Regions from separate parts of the Homo sapiens genome. Here region 2 is linked to region 1. Evidence: read pairs that join two places in POLR2A ChIA-PET (ENCODE). Cell type or tissue: B cell. All regions are shown on one strand. Links, peaks and the distances in the headings refer to the core of each region. The heading gives the core; the rest is flanking DNA.

The links. Peaks named below come from ENCODE experiments on the same cell type or tissue, not always from the same donor. Only the 100,000 strongest peaks of a DNase experiment are listed, where the experiment ranks them.
Region 2: POLR2A ChIA-PET joins it to region 1 with 10 read pairs; 3 of 35 experiments call an interaction of 5 or more read pairs at or near these places.

The regions. Positions count from the first base shown.
Region 1 is chr15:52,564,095-52,567,013 of GRCh38, reverse strand. All of the region lies in intron 1 of ARPP19 (cAMP regulated phosphoprotein 19), which reads left to right. Among named protein-coding and RNA genes, the nearest start is that of ARPP19, 3.5 kb to the left of the region's middle. In B cell, for the core only: no CTCF peak of the experiment used is centred there; a DNase peak (open chromatin) is centred at 1,343; H3K27ac peaks cover 1,130 bases.
Region 2 is chr15:52,401,369-52,404,287 of GRCh38, reverse strand. All of the region lies in intron 9 of MYO5A (myosin VA), which reads left to right. Among named protein-coding and RNA genes, the nearest start is that of MYO5C, 110 kb to the right of the region's middle. In B cell, for the core only: no CTCF peak of the experiment used is centred there; no DNase peak of the experiment used is centred there.

The DNA of each region.
Region 1 (2,919 bases), core at 296-2,795:
CAATTGACCTTCCACTTAAAGCCAAAGTATTCAGCTAAAAATACCTTTATAGTTTACTGGTAGGTTGCCTGTTGCCGCTAAAGAATTAAGGTAGATAGCTGGGCCTTGCATGGAGTAAAAGCTAAGTCACTTTCTCTATCTTGAGTGGTGTGTGCACCCTTGGTAAGAGAAGAAAACCAGATAGATTCCTGTCTTGTATTAGGAAACAATATGTACAAACATAAAAAATAAGTATAAACTCTTATCTCTTAACTTGTATACCACTCTAAGACTAAAACAGCCAGGCGTGGTGGCTCTTGCCTATAATTCTGGCACTTTGGGAGGCTGAGGCAGGAGGATTGCTTGAGGCCAGGAGTTTGAGACCAGCCTGGTCAACATAGTAAGATTCTGTCTCTACAAAATAAAATAAAATAAAATAAAAATTAGCCAGGTGTGGTGGCATGTCTGTAGGCCTGTAGTCCCAGCTACTTGGGAGGCTGAGGTGGGAGGATCACTTGAGACCAGGAGTTCGAGGCTACAGTGAGCTACTTTTAAAATATTTTTTAAAAATTTAAAAGGCCTGTGCTGTGGCTCACAGCTGTAATCCCAGCACTTTGGGAGGTCATGGCGAGTGGATCACTTGAAGCCAGGAGTTGAAGACCAGCCTGGCCAACACGGTGAAACCCTGTCTTTACTAAAAGTACAAAAACTAGCCAGGCATGGTGGCCCACACCTATAATCCCAGCTACTCGGGAGACTGAGGCATAAGAATTGCTTGAACCCAGGAGGCAGAGGTTGCAGTGAGCTGAGATCATACCACTGTACTCCTGCCTGGGCAACAGAACAAGATTCTGTGTCAGAAAATAAATAAAATAAAATTTGGCCGGGCACGGTGGCTCACACCTGTAATCCCAGCGCTTTGGGAGGCCGAGGCTGGCGGATCATGAGGTCAGGAGTTCGATACCAGCCTGGCCAATATGGGGAAACCCCCTCTCTACTAAAAAATACAAAAATTATCCGGGTGTGGTGGCACGCACCTGTAGTTCCAGCTACTCAGGAGGCTGAGGCAGGAGAATTGCTTGAACCTGGGAGGCGGAGGGTGCAGTTAGCCGAGATCGTGCCACTGCACTCTAGCCTGGGCAACAGAGTGAGACTGCATCTCAAAAAAATAAAATAAAATTTAAACTAAAACAGATTAAATACAACAAAGCCAGTCTAAATTTTTGATTGTGTGCTTGGTATTTTGCTGAAACTAAATTTCCAATGTATTTGGAATATGGCAGCAATTGTTAAAAGTTGAGGGAGTTTTTGAGTTTGTCAAGTAAACACTCCCCTAGGCCATGTGGTGGCTCAGTTCCCCTTTTAAGAGTAAACTATGAGGTCACTAAGTTTCCAGAGTCATAGATACAATCACATTTTAAGTTCAGCTCCATTCTTTTCTCATTTTCTTGGACAGTTGGAGTAACCTGCTGAGTCTTTGTCAAAGAAAGCTCAGATGCAGAACCCACATAGCACTACTTAGATGCAACGTGGTGATTCAGATTCCCCAGAATATGCTTATATTTGCCTTTGAGATAACCACTGAAGTGAAAACAAAACATTTAAAAGTTTTGAGTACAGATCTCATGAATCTATCAGCAGTAAGCTAAGGCATGTGTACTAGTCCTGGAGGGGAGAAGAGGCAAGTGGAAACTTAAAACAGATAATTCTGGCCCTACAGGGTGGCTCTTGCCTGTAATCCCAGCACTTTGGGAAGCCAAGGTGGGAAGATCGCTTGAGGCCAGGAGTTTGAGACCGGCCTGGGCAACATAGCAAAACCCCGTCTCTAAAATAATAAATCTACACCTGTAGTCCCACCTACTCCAGAGGCTGAGGGGAGGATCACTTGACCTCCAGGAGGTCAAAACCACAGGGACCTTTGATGGCACCACAGTGAGCTTTGATGGCGCCACTGGGTGACTGAGGGAGACCCTGTCTCAAAAAAAAAAAAAAAAAAGATGGTAATTTTAATTGCACTGTGAGCAGCTTATGCTCAGGGACCCTGGTTTATATATCTGTTCTCTCACAGCACTCAACATTGTGCTTGACATTATTTACAAAATGGTTGAATGGATTTTCCTCAGAACTTTTCTGTTAAAACCTTTGCCAAAGTACTATTTCAAAACAAATGACAATGCTAGTACCACAGAGAAGAATAGACCATGGTAAGATGAAAACCTTAGCTTAGACCCACTTAAGAACTCTTGAACGAAACTACAGTGATGTGTGTATATATTTTTTCGTTTGTGTTGTGGCCTTAATTTTTTTTTTAAGATCTCAATAGCAAGTTTTCTAGAGGTTATAAGACTCACCAAACTAATATGTCTTGGAAAGGATACCCACAGGAAAGCTGTCAATGAAATTATTTGTCAGGTAAGAGATACAGGTTGGTGCCTTTATGAGTGGTAGAAGAGGAAAAGAACCTTTATCTGCATTATTTTAATATATCAACCATAAAGAGATATAAATTGTTTTCCCATGCTTCCAGTATTTTAAAAATAGGAGTTCATATTGGTATTTTCAGGAGCTCTTTTGACAACTACTTTTGGTTACCTAAAGGCTGAAGAATGTTTTTGTTATGTTTGAGACAGGGTCTTACTCTGTCGCCCAGGCTGGGGTGCAATGGCACAATGATAGCATATTGCCGCCTTGAACTCCTGGGTTCACCTAGCCTCCCACCTCAGCCTCCAAGTAGCTGGGACTGCAGGTGTGAGCAACCGCCTCATCCATGTTTTCTATTTCTATTCAGAGTGAACACAACATGCTCCCTTGGTCTCTGCAACCATCGATTCCTAACAGCCTAGAGGTAAACCTCAGAAAAGTTTTTAAATGTTTCTCTTAGCCGTCTTAGCAGTTTGCGATACAACAGTTTGTTAGGGTTGCTTCTTTTGTTTGTGCAAG
Region 2 (2,919 bases), core at 161-2,660, 160 kb after region 1:
TTTTTTTTTTTTTTTTTTTTGAGACGGAGTTTCACTCTTGTCGCCCAGGCTGGAGTGCAAAGGCATGCAATCTCGGCTCACTGCAACCTCCGCCTCCTGGGTTCAGGCGATTCTTCTGCCTCAGCCTCCTGAGTAGCTGGGACCACAGGTGTACACCACCATGCCCAGCTAATTTTTTATTTTTAGTAGAGATGGGGTTTTGCCATGTTGGCCAGGCTGCTCTTGAACTCGTGACCTCAGATGATCCGCCCACCTTGGCCTCCCAAAGTGCTGGGATTATAGGTGTGAGGTGTGAGCCACCACATCCAGCCCTGTAACTTATTTATTAGTCCAAGGGCCAAGAGCTAGATGGGCAGACAGTTTGGTTTACAGAAAGCTTGATCCTTACGATTTTCTTTATGAATATTTGAGGTGTAATTTTCCTAAGCCATGGGTCCTAATTTTAGATGCATGATTCCTCCTCCCCTCCCCCAGCCTCTTTTCCTAATGGTGGTTTTGTAAAAGGCAAAATGATGATTCTAATTTAAACCCTCATTTCTTCTAATGAAACATTGCTAGTCTTTTAAAAAAGAGCTTTGTTGAGATATAATTCGTATATCATACTCATTTAAAGTGTACCATTAAGTGGCTTTTAGTACATTCACAGATATGTGCAACCATCACCACAGTCAGTTTAAAATATTTCTGTGACCTCAAAAAGAAACCCAGTACCCTTTACTTATTGTTACCTATGTGTCTATTTCCCTACCCCTAAGCAACCATAAATCTGTTTTCTGCCTCTATAGATTTGCCTGTTCTGGACATTTCATATAAATGGAATCATATAATATGTGGTTTTTCGTGACTGGCTTCTTTCAAAATCCATCCATGTTGTAGCACGTGTCAATACTTTATTCTTTTTTACGGCTGAATAATAGTCCATTATATGGAGATACCATATTTTGTTTATCCACTGGTTGATTGTTGGATATTTGAGTTGTTTCACCTTTTGGCTGTTATGAATAACACTACTCTGAATGTTGGTATACAAACTGGATTTTTTAAAAAGAACTCTGATTTCTGCATCACCATCTTTCCTCTTTGCCCTTGTGACCTTTCCCCAAATGTCAAGCTTCTCCTAATCAAGAAAGTCATGACTAATGTTATGTCACATATATCACTTCATTATGAGTCTTACCTAAAATTTGAGTGTACTGTTTTCCTATTTGAGATGTCTGGAAGTTATTAATATCATCTTGGAGAAATAGTACTTATAATGTCCAGAAGTTCCTTCCATCCAGTTCTTGTAATTCTATGATTTTTATTTTCTAACCGGTGCTTGTCAACTTTGTTGATTTGATGATAGCTATAAGTACTACAATTTCACTATTTGGGGTAGGTGGAGATTAAGTTAGTTTTTGTTTTGTTTTGTTTTGTTTTTTGTTTTTTTGTTTTTTTCTTTTTGAGACGGAGTCTTGCTCTGTCGCCTGGTCTGGAGTGCAGTGATGCGATCTTGGCTCACTGCAACCTCCACCTCCTGGGTTCAAGCTATTCTCCAGCCTCAGCCTCCCGAGTAGCTGGGATTACAGGTGTGTGCCACTGTGTCTGGCTAATTTTTGTATTTTTAGTAGAGACAGGGTTTCACCATGTTGGCCAGGCTGATCTCGAACTCCTGACCTCAGGTGATCTGCCTGCCTTGGCCTCCTAAAGTGCTGGGATTACAGGCATGAGCCACTGCGCCTGGCCTTAAATGAGCTTTAAAAGTTACTGGTAAGACATCTCTATTTGATAGTTCTGCCCCACCTTGAAGGCATTTGCTGAACCCAGTGACCTTGAGCTTTGGGTTTCATAGCCAAGTGAGCTACAGAAGGCAAAGACACAGGACCCATATAAACAGGGGAACACAAAGACTCCTGCCTAAAGCTGAGACCCTAAGTGGGGAGCTAGTAATCAATTTGCCCACCACCCACTCCAAGAGTATAAAGAAAACTTAACCTGACCCACACTTTGGTGCCAAGTAGAGGCAGAAAACTAGCTCCCTAAAAATTTATAACAACAAACTGACTCTCACACATATTCATTCCCAGACTGATTTCATAGTTCCTGGAAGGTCTCAAAAAACTACATACAGAAAATATAGCTTAAATTGATCCTGGGCTGGTAGTGGCCTAGGCGCCTGACAGAAGCAACTGCAAATCTACTTTGGAGGACCCACCTTCAGTCTAGGCCTCAGTGGAGTCCCATCAGAAAAGTTACAAGAAATATTGACTCACAGTCAAAAATCACAAGTCCCCCAATGAAACAAAATAGAAGGAGCTAGGAGAAACGACAGATAGCAGAGTCATACCTGCTAAGAATGCCAAAATTAATAAACAGCAGATTTGGTACAACTGAAGAGAAAACTGATAAGCTAGAAGGTAGATGTGAAGAAATTGTCCAAAATGCAAGATAGGACCCAAAGACAGAGCACTTGAAACAGTAGTTAAGAGAGAAGAAGGATAGAGTAATAATGTCTAATTTTAATCTAATGAAAATTCATAAAGGAGAGAAGAGAGAGAATGAAGCAGACATAATATACCAAGAGATCATTACTAAAAAATTTTTAGAACTTGTGAAAATGACTAACCCACATATTCAGAAAGTCCAGAAAATCCCAGTTAGGATAAATAAAAAGAAATCTATTCCTAAGAACATCATAATGATATCAAAGACAGAGGAAACTTAAAACAGAGAGATTAAGAGACTGCCCTTGAAGAAATAGCAATTAATCTGATAGCTCACTTCCCAGCTGCAGCTATAAAAGCCAGAACACAGTGGAATAATATCTTCAGTGTGCTTAGAGTGGAAACTATTAAGTTAGAATTATATATCCCGTTAAAATATCTTTCTAGAATGAATTGAAATTGGAAGCATTTTCAGACAATTAAAAACTTATGAGAG